Regions from separate parts of the Homo sapiens genome. Here regions 1 and 3 are each linked to region 2. The links are chromatin contacts, found by Hi-C or POLR2A ChIA-PET in ENCODE. All regions are on one chromosome and are shown on one strand. The core of a region is the stretch at or near the end of the contact, and the rest is flanking DNA. Distances in the headings are between cores, read along the strand shown.

What was found. Hi-C counts contacts between places; a loop is a spot of excess contacts on that map. ChIA-PET counts read pairs that join two places held with the same protein, here RNA polymerase II (POLR2A). Pooled maps may share reads with other maps.
Region 1: a loop to region 2 is called in a map of sigmoid colon, with 2.3 times the contacts of the local background. The contact joins the promoter of BRD1 here to the promoter of PIM3 in region 2. A Hi-C loop is called at or near these places in 3 of 168 maps with a recorded cell type or tissue (CD4-positive, alpha-beta memory T cell, naive thymus-derived CD4-positive, alpha-beta T cell and sigmoid colon), 6 of 37 single-sample maps with no recorded cell type and 17 of 50 pooled maps. POLR2A ChIA-PET finds 5 or more read pairs at or near these places in 6 of 52 experiments (CD4-positive, alpha-beta T cell, CD4-positive, alpha-beta memory T cell, GM12878 and 3 more).
Region 3: a loop to region 2 is called in a pooled map, with 9 times the contacts of the local background. The contact joins the enhancer-like site here to the promoter of PIM3 in region 2. A Hi-C loop is called at or near these places in 3 of 168 maps with a recorded cell type or tissue (B cell, endothelial cell of umbilical vein and gastrocnemius medialis), 3 of 37 single-sample maps with no recorded cell type and 13 of 50 pooled maps. POLR2A ChIA-PET finds 5 or more read pairs at or near these places in 4 of 52 experiments (PC-9, Panc1, WTC11 and 1 more).

The regions. Positions count from the first base shown.
Region 1 is chr22:49,826,593-49,831,039 of GRCh38, forward strand. BRD1 (bromodomain containing 1) reads right to left here and starts at 1,281. Exons shown (of 13, transcript NM_001304808.3): 1 at 905-1,281. RefSeq lists silencers at 446-615, 1,346-1,415.
Region 2 is chr22:49,958,121-49,962,112 of GRCh38, forward strand. It overlaps PIM3 (Pim-3 proto-oncogene, serine/threonine kinase), which reads left to right and starts at 2,652. Exons shown (of 6, transcript NM_001001852.4): 1 at 2,652-2,912; 2 at 3,005-3,114; 3 at 3,198-3,248; 4 at 3,322-3,691. The coding sequence starts at 2,828. RefSeq lists silencers at 1,625-1,684, 1,825-2,104, 2,145-2,784, 2,835-2,984, 3,125-3,174 and 1 more.
Region 3 is chr22:49,767,024-49,771,253 of GRCh38, forward strand. No RefSeq gene overlaps it. Among named protein-coding and RNA genes, the nearest start is that of BRD1, 59 kb to the right of the region's middle. Within about 2 kb of position 1,633, at least 5 of the 41 ENCODE cell types and tissues checked have a DNase peak (open chromatin) inside an H3K27ac peak, as active enhancers do.

The DNA of each region.
Region 1 (4,447 bases), core at 31-2,530, 130 kb before region 2:
CAGGGAGAAGCCGGCCACGCGCCGGGCCTCTCGGTCAAGGCCACAGGGGCCGCGGCCGCTGAGCTGTGCGAAGTTGTGTGCAGCACACAGCACTCGGGACGGCGCTGGGCCGGCCAAACAAAAACATCCGCCGATTCCACTAACTACACAACCACCTGGCGACAGACCCTCAAAAACAGACACGGGCGGCCGCGCTTTCTGGGGAGACGGGGCCGCACCCCGCGGGGCAGGGGGTCCCGCTGCTACGGATTCTCAGAACTCCCGCGTCCGCTCACAAGAGCCGCGTTTCCCGTGAACTGCGCCTCAATCGTGTCACTCGTTTTAAAAGGCCCGGGGAAGCCTCGCGTTCGTCGCGAGGCGTCTCCCTGCAAACGCCCGGGGAGGCCGCGGTGCCGGTTCCCAAGCCCGGCCGCCGCAGGCCGCGCGGCTCCTGGGCGATCTCGGGGCGCGTCCCTGCTCACAGGGAGTTCCCGTCTTGGCAGAGCTCGGCGGGCCTGTCTGTTACATAAGGGGCGGCCCGGCCGGCTCGGCGGCTGCCCGAGGCCCGACCCGACTCGAGCGCGGACTCCGGGCAGGCGCCCGCGGCCCAGGCCGCCGAGACCCACAGCCCGACTCGGCCTCCCTCGACTCCCCGGCCTGACCTACCCGGTCTCCCCGCCCGGCCTCCCCGTCTTCCCGCCCGTCTCCCCGGCCGCCCGGCCCGACCTCCCCGGTCTCCCCGCCCGGCCTCCCCGGCATCCCGGGCTCCCGGCCCGCAGACAATGCGGAGCCGCCGCCGCCGCCGCCGCCGCCAAACATGGCGTCGGCACCACAACCCCGAGAGGCCGGGCCGAGGCGGCGGCGGCGGCCGGGCGGCCCGCGAGGCGGCGGGGAGGCCTCCCCGGCCAGGCCCCCGCCCACTCACCTTCGGGGCGCCGCGGCCGCGGGAGCCCGGCAAGCGGGCGGGCGCGGGGGCCGGCGCGGCCGAGGCGGTGCTAATGGCGCCCGCGGCTCCTCCGCCAACGGCCGCGCAGGCCGGGCCCCGCCGCCGCTCCTGGGCGCGGGCCCCTCTCGGCCGCGGCGGCTCCGGGCCCGGCAGCGGCGGCCGCGGACTCTCGGGCAGCGGCTCGCGCGGCGCGGGCTCGGGCTCGGGGCCCAGCTGGAGGCCCGGCTCGGGGGGCCCGGCCGGCGGGCGCGGGCGCGGGCGCGGGAGCGGGCGGCGGGCGGCGGGCGCGGGACGCGGGGCTGGCTCGGACTCCAGGGCCGGGTCGCTCGCTCGCTCCCCAGCGAAGCAAACAATGCGGCGAGCGCTCCGCCCGGCGCGCTGCGTGCGAGACGCGCCCCGCCCGCCGCCGCCATGACGCGCGGACTCCGCTGCCTCGGCCGCGCGCGGGGGAGGGGGCGCCGCGAGGAGCGGGGGCCAAAGGGGGCCCTGAGGCGGCGGGGACCGGGCTGGGAGTGGGGGGTCGGGAGGATGGAGAGTGGGGGCCCTTGAGTTAGGGAGGACCGGGCCAGAAGGTCCCTGAGGGGGTCAGGAGGATGGAGAATGAGGGGCCCTGAGGCAGGGGGACGTAGGCCTAGGAGTGGGGGGCCCCGAGGCAGGTGGGGAGCAGCCGGGAGTCGGGGGCTTTGAAGCAGGGGGGTACCGGCTGGGAGTGGGGGTCCCTGAGGCAGAAGGGCATTGGCCCAGGAGTGGGGTCGCTGAGGCAGGAGATGGCCCAGGAGTGGGCGGCTCTGAGGCAGGGGCTACCACCGGCCTGGAGTGGGGGGCCCACAGGCGGGGGGACGGGCCGGGAGTGGGGGTACCTGAGGCAGAAGGACATTGGCCCGGGAGTGGGGGGCCCCGAGGCAGGATGGGGGAGCAGCCGCCAGTCGGGGGCCCTGACGGGGGAACGGCCAGGAGTGGGGGTCCCTGAGGCGGGGGGGACCAGCTGAGAGTGGGAGTCCCTGAGGCAGAAGGCCATTGGCCCAGGAATGGGGGGCCCTGAGGCAGGGGGCGATTGGCCCACGAGTTGGTGGGGGCCTGAGGCAGGGGGCGATTGGCCCACGAGTGGGGGGAGGCCTGAGGCAGGGGGCGATTGGCCCATGAGTGGGGGGCCCTGAGGCAGGAGGCTATTGGTCCGGGAGTGGAGGTCCCTAAGAGGACAGAGGGGGCCCTGCGGGGGCACTGGGTGGGAGTGGAAAGGGCACTGGCCGGGACACGCGACTAGGTAGAGGTGGGTGGTGCAGCCGGGCTGGGGAGCCTCCCCTAGTGAGTGTCAGGCCCGGTGTGCAAGTAGTCCTGCCAGTGTGAGGGCCCTGCCGAGGCCGGCGTGAAGCAGATGCCCTTTAAGGTTGCAAGAAAAGGCCCCTGCGGGTGGGAGTTGAGAGGCCTGAGTCTCTGCCTTCACTTTGGCCTTTTGTGTAAACTCTAAAATTCAGTGGGGTCATAACAATTTTCACTCCAAGATTAAATCCCAAATGTTTTAAGGTGAGGCAGGAGCTCCTTGGTTTCCTTGAGAATTTGTGATCAGGACGATGGTGCTGTGGAATCCCTGGGTTCCAGCAGCACAGCCTGTGGCATCCAGGCAGGCCCCTCAGGAAGAGCAGCTGTCCACCCTGGGACAGACCGTCCCCACGGGGGCAGCCGAGCGGCCCCACTGCTCGGGGCACTGCACCAAACACCTTATTGGGAGTGGGGTGGCCTTGTTCGCCCAAGTGTCCCTGATAGGGGCCAGGCCCCACAGGCCTTTTCCTGGCCAGTCCTCATGCCCATGGCACCCAGTGTGTGGGTTGTGACGTGACGACTCAAGGGCAGGTAGGACCCCAGCCAAGGCCCCAGTGGTCAGTCCTGATCTAGGACTCCCTGCAGACACACCCTTGAGCTTAGGGGGTACAGGCCACTGGGGCCCTGACCTCTTCTGCACCAGACCCAGGAGCTTCGTGTCACCTCCATTCTACAGATGTCTGTTTACCTGTGGCCAAACAAGCAAGCTGAGCCCGAACGCTTCTCTCCTCCACCTCAGGGAAGCCAGATGGAAACCAAGCTGGAGGTTCTCCACAACACAGAGCAAAAGTAAGACACAGTCTCATGAAAGAGAAGATGAAAAGACACGAAACCCTTCACAGAAGAGGAGACGGGGACAGTGGCCTCTCAGACAATGCAGGTGATGCTCAGAGGAGTGAAGAACAAAGCCTCGAACGTAGGCATGTCACAGGGATACTCAGGAAGGCCTTCGGAGAGGATCTTCTTTAGAATTCAGACTCATCCTACAGAGGAGGGGTTGCCAAAATACTAAGAGAATTGAACCGTAACTCATACACAGTGAAACTAGCGTTCCAGTGAGACAGCAAAATAAAGGTGTCTTCACCGCCGGTTAACATCCACATTTACCACACACGCAGTCTGTAAAAGTACTAGAAGAAATACCTTAACAAAGTGAAAAGTGGACCCAAGAGTAAGACGTGGATGCCAGCAAGTAAATCAGTCTGGTCCGTTAAAAGAAAATCAACCTGAGAGAAATCCCGGATGAACTCAACATGACACATGGTAAGGCGGGGCGCAGAAGGAAGTGAAAGTGCACGAAAGCTCTTGTATTGTTTGGTTCGAGGATTTTAGAATCGATAGAAAAAAAGGTTAAAAATTTTAGCTGGGCATGGTGGCTCACACCTGTAATCCCAGCACTTTGGGAGGCCGAGGCGGGCAGACTACCTGAGGTCGGGAGTTCAAGACCAGCCTGATCAACATGGAGAAACCCCATCTCTACTAAAAATACAAAAAAAAAAAAATTAGCCGGGCGTGGCGGCGCATGCCTGTAATCCCACTACTTGGGAGGCTGAGGCAGGAGAATTGGTTGAAACTGGGAGGTGGAGGTTACAGTGAGCTGAGATGGTGCCATTGCACTCCAGCCTGGGCAACAAGAGCAAAACTCCATCTCAAAAAAACAAAAAAAAAAAGTTTTAACTATCAGAAAGTTTCCACAAGAATGGTGGAAAAAGAATTTACCACTTTCAGAACAGCTGAGGAAAAAGCGAAATGAAAAACGACAGCAGCAACAACAAAAAAAAAACAGGAATGAGTAAAAGATAAAATCATGATAAATACAGAACATAATATGAGTTGGCAGAACTAAGTTCAAACATTTGAGTAATCAGAGGAATGTGATTGGATTAAATGCATCTATTAAAAGACAACCTCTCTGAATGGAATATAAATATGGTGAAATATTCTTACAAGAAATTCACCTGAAAAATAACAGATGAAAAATAAAACGATGGGGCCAGGCACAGTGGCTCATGCCTGTAATCCCAACACTTTGGGAGACCGAGGCAGGTGCATCACCTGAGGTCAGGAGTTCAAGACCTGACCAACATAGTGAAACCCCATCTCTACTAAAAATAGAAAAATTAGCCAGGCATGGGGGCACGTGCCTGTAATCCCAGCTACTCAGGAGGCTGAGGCAGGAGAATCACTTGAACCCAGGAGGCT
Region 2 (3,992 bases), core at 1,402-3,901:
CAGAGCGCAGATGCTCCACAACTGGGATGACCCATATCTGTTTGCCAAGCTGAGGAACAGGCTGGGCTGTGCCCAATGGCAGGGGAGGGGCACGACAAGGTGAGCAGGGTTATCTGGCGTTACTGGGGACCCCAGCACTCCAACTAGATCAGATGTGGTGGCCTGGGCCAGACACAGTCTAAAAGAGGCCTCAATGTCAAACAGTCCCGGGGGAGAGGGAAGGGCTGGGGACCATGCTGACCCCGCACGGAGCTCACCGTCAGTGCAAGGGTCCTCGCTGCACACACAAGCACGTACAACAGTAAATCGACAACATACACCAGTGTCTGGACAGACGTGGTTACAAAGATGTCACACTTTAGGGAAAGGGCTGCCTCTGGCCCTGCCCTGCCCTCCACTCCAGGGCCAGGCTGCTGGACCCCCACGCAGGAGCCCTCCGGAGGCTTTCACCGAGGCCTGTGTGGCAGGAATCCCATCTGGAGGCCTGGAGGAATCTCCAGCACACCTGGAGTGAGCGGGAGGAGGGCCGTGGAGGACAGGCACACCGTGCTTTCTGAAGGAGCAAGTCCTCCTGGATCTTAGTTAAGGGACACTTGAGGGTTTCAGAGCAAGACCCGGGGCCTAGGGAGAGCCAGGGTGGGGTGCCTGCCCGCCAGAGCCTGGTCTTCTACGGCCAGGATGACTCAGGGAAGACTGGCCTGGAGCCTGACATGTCAGACTCAAGGAAGACTAGCCTGACATGTCAGGCTGAGGACCCTCGCCCCTCCAGACTGACATGAACTCAACTGTAGTGGTCACCCCCTAGACCTACCGTGCTCTCCAGCATCTCTGCCCACCTCTGCTGCGTGTCCAGCACAGAAGAGGGCAGCCCCACTGGACCCTCAGGTAGGTCCCCGGGAGGACCCACATGGGCAGCAGCCCCTCCTCCTTCGCAGGTGCTGTGTGGATACTGCTGGAGGGGAAGGCTTGGGGTGTCATCCTACCAGGGATCTGATCTCGGGGGAGCCCTGTGCTGGGTGCGTGGTGGGTGGGGGAAGGCTAACCCACCAGCCCCAACCCTGCCCTCGTACTGCGGGAGAGAACTGGACAGAGCTCTGGGAAGCAGCGGCTGGAGGGGGAGGGGCCTGGGGACAAACAATGTCGCGTTGGCTTTGATCCTCAGGACCCAAGGGACAGGAAGAGATGAGCTAGGCAAGAGAGGAGCCCCCAGGAGCACAGGCATGGGCCCAGGCAGCGGGCGACGAAGCGAGCCCCAGAGGGCGCCCAGATGGCAGGTGGGCCTGGGCCAGTCCCGAGAGCCACAGCCTCAGAAGAGCTGAACAGGGGAGTGGTGTGTGAGTGGTCAGCGCAGGGACAGCGATGGTGACTGTATAGAGATGAGAGGTCAGACTTAGGGGAGGCTGGAAGCTCCGAGGCAAGTGTGTGTGCGCGCTGACGGTCACACCAGACCGCCCGGGGATGTCTGCCACAATATTTAGACCCCTGAGGGCCACTGAGAACGCCTGGCAGTGCCAAGAGGACCAGCCCCTGGGCCCTCTGGCCCCCAACTCTCAACCCACTAGCCCTGGGGCTGGCGGGTGGCCACTCACGTCCTGGAACCCTGAGCTGCTCTCAGGCCGGTGACTTTGGACCAATGTTGGCAATCTGTGGGTTTGCACCAAACCACACAGGTGAGTCAGACTTCTGTACAGAGAGCAGGGAAGGGGCACGACAGGGTGAAGTCCAGACCAGGGCAATGTGTACCCCGGCTGTTCAGCCTTTGAGTGCGGCTGTCGCAGCAATCAAGGTGGGCTCCCTGGTGGAGGTGGACAGCAGCTGCTGGAGAGCCCGGAGGGCAGCCAGGACCGTGTCAGACGGCAGGAGTCGGGCGGGGCCACTCCAGGCACCGGCCAGCAGGGCAGAGGTACCAGGGAGGGCCCTCGGGCTGCGGGCGTGAGGTCAGAGCCCAGGGTGAGGAGGAAGCATCTCCAGCCAGGTGCGCTCTCGGCCCCCGCCGGGGCTGCGAGGCTGGGGGCGCTGCCGCTGCGAGGGCTTCCAGAGGAGCCGGCGCTACCTCCCCGCGCGCCCGGCCACGTGCGCGACGGGATGCGCAGACAGCCGGGGACGCAGACTGGCGGCGTGTGTCACCTCGAGGCCGCGGGACAAGCGCAGGTCGCCTCCCGCACTCCCACACCCCCAGGAACCCTGCTCGGGGCCGGCGGGTGACCTTCCTAGGCACTGCTGGGGGCGGAGCCAGGAAACGGCTCGCCCCGCCATTGGCTGGGGCGCCGGATTTCTTTAAAAACTCCGGCTTCCATTGGCTCGTGCAGTCCCTCCTCGTTCTGCCCGAGGCGCCACGGCCGCCACCCGCGCGGGCACTGCGCCTGCGCGGAGTGAGAGCGTGAGCGCGGAGAGCGGACCGACGCGACACGCCGTGCGCCTCCGCGGCTGCGCTACGAAAACGAGTCCCGGAGCGGCCCCGCGCCCGCCGCACCCGGCCCTCGCCCGCCCGAAGACAGGCGCCAAGCTGCCCCGCCGTCTCCCCAGCTAGCGCCCGGCCGCCGCCGCCTCGCGGGCCCCGGGCGGAAGGGGGCGGGGTCCCGATTCGCCCCGCCCCCGCGGAGGGATACGCGGCGCCGCGGCCCAAAACCCCCGGGCGAGGCGGCCGGGGCGGGTGAGGCGCTCCGCCTGCTGCGCGTCTACGCGGTCCCCGCGGGCCTTCCGGGCCCACTGCGCCGCGCGGACCGCCTCGGGCTCGGACGGCCGGTGTCCCCGGCGCGCCGCTCGCCCGGATCGGCCGCGGCTTCGGCGCCTGGGGCTCGGGGCTCCGGGGAGGCCGTCGCCCGCGATGCTGCTCTCCAAGTTCGGCTCCCTGGCGCACCTCTGCGGGCCCGGCGGCGTGGACCACCTCCCGGTGAAGATCCTGCAGCCAGGTACGCGCGGGGCCGGCGGGGCCGGGGCCGGGGCCAGGGCGGGGACCGGGGGCGCCCCGGGCCGCACCAACCCCGCCCGCGCCTCCCTGCAGCCAAGGCGGACAAGGAGAGCTTCGAGAAGGCGTACCAGGTGGGCGCCGTGCTGGGTAGCGGCGGCTTCGGCACGGTCTACGCGGGTAGCCGCATCGCCGACGGGCTCCCGGTGAGTCGGACCGCCGGGCGGGCCCGGGTTTCTCGCGCGCCTTGCGCCTCGCTTGGCCCGGCCTGACCCCCGCGTCTCCGCAGGTGGCTGTGAAGCACGTGGTGAAGGAGCGGGTGACCGAGTGGGGCAGCCTGGTAAGTTGGGGCACGGGCGGCGGCGGCGGCGGGGGGCGGGCGCGGGGCTTTTGCTGACCGCCGTGTCCCCCAGGGCGGCGCGACCGTGCCCCTGGAGGTGGTGCTGCTGCGCAAGGTGGGCGCGGCGGGCGGCGCGCGCGGCGTCATCCGCCTGCTGGACTGGTTCGAGCGGCCCGACGGCTTCCTGCTGGTGCTGGAGCGGCCCGAGCCGGCGCAGGACCTCTTCGACTTTATCACGGAGCGCGGCGCCCTGGACGAGCCGCTGGCGCGCCGCTTCTTCGCGCAGGTGCTGGCCGCCGTGCGCCACTGCCACAGCTGCGGGGTCGTGCACCGCGACATTAAGGACGAAAATCTGCTTGTGGACCTGCGCTCCGGAGAGCTCAAGCTCATCGACTTCGGTTCGGGTGCGCTGCTCAAGGACACGGTCTACACCGACTTCGACGGTGAGCGCGGGCGCGGGGCAGGGAACGTTCCGGGGGCCTTGCCGGCGGGTTAACGCCTGCAGGGGCGGCACATGGAGGGGCTGATGACTGTTGGGCGGCCGCGCGCCCTGGGTCTGCTCTCGTGGGGAGCAGAGGCCCACGCGCTACCCTGGGGAGGGCTGAGCGAGGGATCAAGAGCGGGATCGTGCTGGGTGGGGGCTAGGGGCGCGCTCAATATTGCTTCCTCCATCGCGTTGGGGGGTACGGGGCCTCTTGCCCCGGTGTGGGAGGCGCGTGACATCCTTCCGGCCCGAGAGACCCC
Region 3 (4,230 bases), core at 383-2,882, 190 kb before region 2:
TCCTTCCTCTGCTTGACCCATTCTGCTGTTAAGAGCCTCTATCAATTTTCCAGTTCAGCAGATGTTTTTCTCACTTCCAATATTTCTGTTTGATTTTTTAATTTCAATATCTTTGTTAAAATTCTCTGATAAGTTTCTGAATTGATTTTCTGGGTTATCTTGGAGATCGCTGAGTTTCCCTACAACTGCTATTTTGGATTCTTGATCAGAGGCTCACATGTGGCCATCTCATTAGTCACTGGTTCCTTGCTTTGTCCCTTTGAGTGGTTCACAGTTCCCCGTTTGCTTGTTTCTTGTGAATGCACATCTGCGTCTTTGCATTGAAGGATTAGTTATTTATTCCAGTCTTCTCTGTCTGGCTTGTTTTGGTTTTTACTGGGTATGTTTGCTTAGAGACTCTTTGCCATGTACCTGTTGAATTTTTTTTCTGCTAGGTTGCTGCCTCCTTCTTCGGCACTAGAGGGCAACATAAGTCCAGGTTTTCCTCAGCTCCAATAAAGGATCAGAGTGGGGCTTCCCGTCCCAAATGGGGAAGGTCCCACAGGGGATAGCCCGGCAGTGTGGGAAGACTGGCTGGCGGTCCATGCCCAGGGAACCTATGGACTGTGCCTCCTACCATGTAGCTGAACAGCCTGACTTGGTGCCTCCTTTGGCTGCATTACAGGGCAGTTTTTAGAGCTGGAGATGCTAGTCCCACCTCTTCCCTTTGTCTCTGGCTGGCCTCAGGGATATTTCTCCTTTAAGCATTCTGAATGCTTCCCTTGGGTTGAAGCAGAACAAGTCTCCTGCCAGGGAGCCCAAGATACTGGGAAGCTGGTAGTCCACCTTGATCTCATTTTTCCAGTGCAGAAGCCATGAGTCAGGGGAGATTTGCCCACACTTGGTGCAGGTAGACTGGGGGAAGGGACATCATAGATATAGAATTCCAGTTCTCTTACTGCTTGCTCAGAGTTTATTCACTTCTCTGTGGCCCTGGGGACTGTCTCATCCTCGTATTTGAGTTCTGGGATGTTGCTGGAGATAATCTTGGTGCTGAATATTTGTTTTGGATTTTCTGTGGCAAAGAGTGAAGCCAGCTTGCTTCTATGCTGCCATCTTGGAACTAGCCATCTCCTCAATTCTTTTTTCATTTGCTTTTAATTATAGGTGATAATAACAAGTGAACTCCATAAACCAGCAGGCGCCACGTGTGGGTGCATTTGCCACATATTGATCCTCCAAGGTGGGGGTTGGCTAACCCACCCTGGGCTCTACTCCCCACCCCCCACCTGGCTCGCCCGTGGGGGCGCCATGGGAGGCCGGTTGCTGAGCCCCAGAACCTGGCTGTCCTCACCTGTAGGACAGGATGGGGTGGGGAGTCAGAGGAGGCAGGGAGGAAGTAGAGGGTCTTGGTGCTTCAGACTGGGAGTCCCCACAGCTGAGCTGATGTTAAAACTCTGGGGCGAGAGATCAACAAGAGATGTGCTTCATTTGCAACGGGAGAAACTGTAATGAGATGAGGTAGAGCTGCACTAAGAGTCAGTGAGCAGACATTGTAAGTGAATGCTAATGTCATGAAATATCCACGCAGGAGGGGTCCTAGCTCCGCAGAGCCGTTGCCGGCCTGGTCAAGGGCCAAGCTCACGTGCAGGCCCCCTCCAGGGAGTCCAGGCTTCTTACTGCGTCGCTGAGTCTGGCTGCCCCAGCCCCAGGGCTCCCAGAAGCCCCCACTCACACAGTGGAGTACGCACCCCACCATGCCCCCTGGAGGGGGGACTTTGGCTAGGTCCCGAGAGTGGGGGGGCAGGGGGACCTCTGGGCACTTCACTTTGGACACTCATTATACTGAAATATGCATAGAATTTGGCCGTAATCTTCTGCTTTCCATGAGAACAATGTGATTTTTGTAAACTAGCAGAGGCCTTCTCTCCTACTTGTGGTGTGGGGGTCATTTTTGGGATCCTCCAGCCTTTGCACATTGCTCCCAGCCCCCACTCCCCGGCATCCACAGGCCCTCGAAGCTCACAGAGATGGAACAGCTGTGCTGCCCGGCGCCTGGCCTTCGGCCCAGCCAAGCCTTGCTGCCCTGAAGTGAGCCCAGCAGAGGGAACAGGATGACAGCCTCCAGCTCTGGCCACAGACACCGCCTGACCGGCTGTCATCTCCAGGTGGACAGGAAGACACTCTGACAGCCTCCAGCTCCGGCCACAGACACCGCCTGACCGGCTCTCATCTCCAGGTAGACAGGAAGACACTCTGAGTCCCTCTCAGAGCCATCCCTCAGAAGGGGGAGCACTGGGGGAGGGGGGAGGAGGCCCCTGAGGGCCACCGTGGTACTCCACCGACCTCCCTTCCTCCAGATGCTCACAGGACTCAGTGCCACGGCCCAGCCTGGGGGTGAGCGCTCGGCCATCAGGTGGGGCCCCTCACCCCTCGCTCCTCCCCAGCAACTTCTTCAGTGCAGTGGGCACCCAGAGGACAGGGCCTGTGAGGCCAGGGGTCACTGTCCACAAGACCGCAGGGCTGGACCGAGGCTCTGTGGGGATGGAGATGGTGATGGCGCACAGAGGAGGCTCAGAGGTAGCACTGACCGGGCATGGGGACAGGCCGGGGGGTCAGGGACGAGACCCGAGGGGACCCCCACCCTGAGAGAGCCTCAGGGGAGGGGCGCATCTGTAGGAAGGGGCTGCAGGGCCTCCCACCCCCTGTGCTCGCAGTCCAAGCACAACCTGGGTGCTCAGAGCCTGGGCCCAAAGGATTTGGAGCCCGAGTGGGTCTCTAGGGGATGGAGTGAGCAACACAGATTTGGGCTGGACCTCCTGGGGGTCTGACTGAGGGTCTTCACTCCCTACCTGCTGCCCCTGGTTCCTGCCACCCCCATGTGGCCCAAGGCAGGGCCCACCCACAGCGAAGGGGACCTGGGGCTCAGCTCCTCACTGCATTCTCCCTGCAGCCCCTGTCCTCTCCCCGTGTGACTAAGGGGCTCTCCCCACCTGGCTGAACCCCCAGCTCCCTAAGCCTCACGTTTCTGCCCTCCCTTTCTTGCCCGCACTGCCAGACACATGACTGTTTCCTCCTCCCCTGAAGTCAGGCAGGAATAACCTCCCCAAACCAGAGGGACTCCCCGGCCGGTGACAGAACCGGCCAGGGACAGGAGTGGTCCGGGGGCCAGCCCAGGGCTCGGCGGCAGCTTGGCAGGGGCTTGAGACCCGGAAAAATGGACTCCGACACTATCCAGGAGGACCCCCCAAAAATGTCCACAGCATTACACACTGACGGACACTTTGGAATCATCCCAGCCTCTCCGAGCAGCCCGTCCTCCTGCATACAAGGCCCACCACAGCCTCAGAAATGGGAAAGACAGATCGGCTTTCCCAAACTGCTCACGCCCCAAGCTAGGAAGGAGCAGCTCAACTTTGAGCCAATTTCACAAGCAAACAGTGCTGGTTTTAGGGAAGGACGAGCCGGACTCCATGCAACAACCCTGCACAGCTGGGTGGGCAGCTGCACCCAGGAGGAGTGGGTGCAGGGGACGAGGCCAGCTGGACACACCTGAGCGGGAAGCTAGGATCCCACGCTGGATACGGAGCCCCCTGCCTGAACCCCCTGCCTGAACCCCACCAGCCAGTCATCGTGTAGACTCCAGACCCCCCACCAGCCAGTCAACCCAGGGAGGTGAGCATGACTCAGTGGGCGCCCCCACAGTGGGTGGGCTTCGCTAGGGCACAGCCTGGAACCGAGGGAAATTGGATTGCTCTGCACTCTATTTTGAAGACCTTTTCACATCGGCGTACTAAGTTCCTCCTCATTCTTTTTAACCCAACTGCCACAGGTTTTTCAGCCAAGACAGGGCGGAGTGGTGTCAGTCAGAACAGGAGGCCACACTGTGAACTTGGTTCCCAAACATGAAACCCTGGCGGCTTCCTGCCCTGAGTGCTCTGGGTCTCAGCTGCCGACGCCGAGGCGCTCCTCCGGGGGCTGGGAGGGCCCGGGGTCCTAGCAAGGTAGGGAGGCTGCGGGGAAGTCAGTGGGGTGCGGGTGGTGTGGACACCTCCCCATCCCCAGCCGGCTCCGGTCCCGGTGGCCTTGGGCCAGAACGGATCTGCTCATGAGGTGGGCACCAGCCCCGTGGGCTCAGGGAGATGTCAAAGGCTCTGGTTTTGGGGGAAAAGGTAGGGAACCTCTTGCTCCCTCCTGGTTCTGAAAAGCCAAGACGCACCAACTCCCCGAACCAACACGCCCACCCTCCCC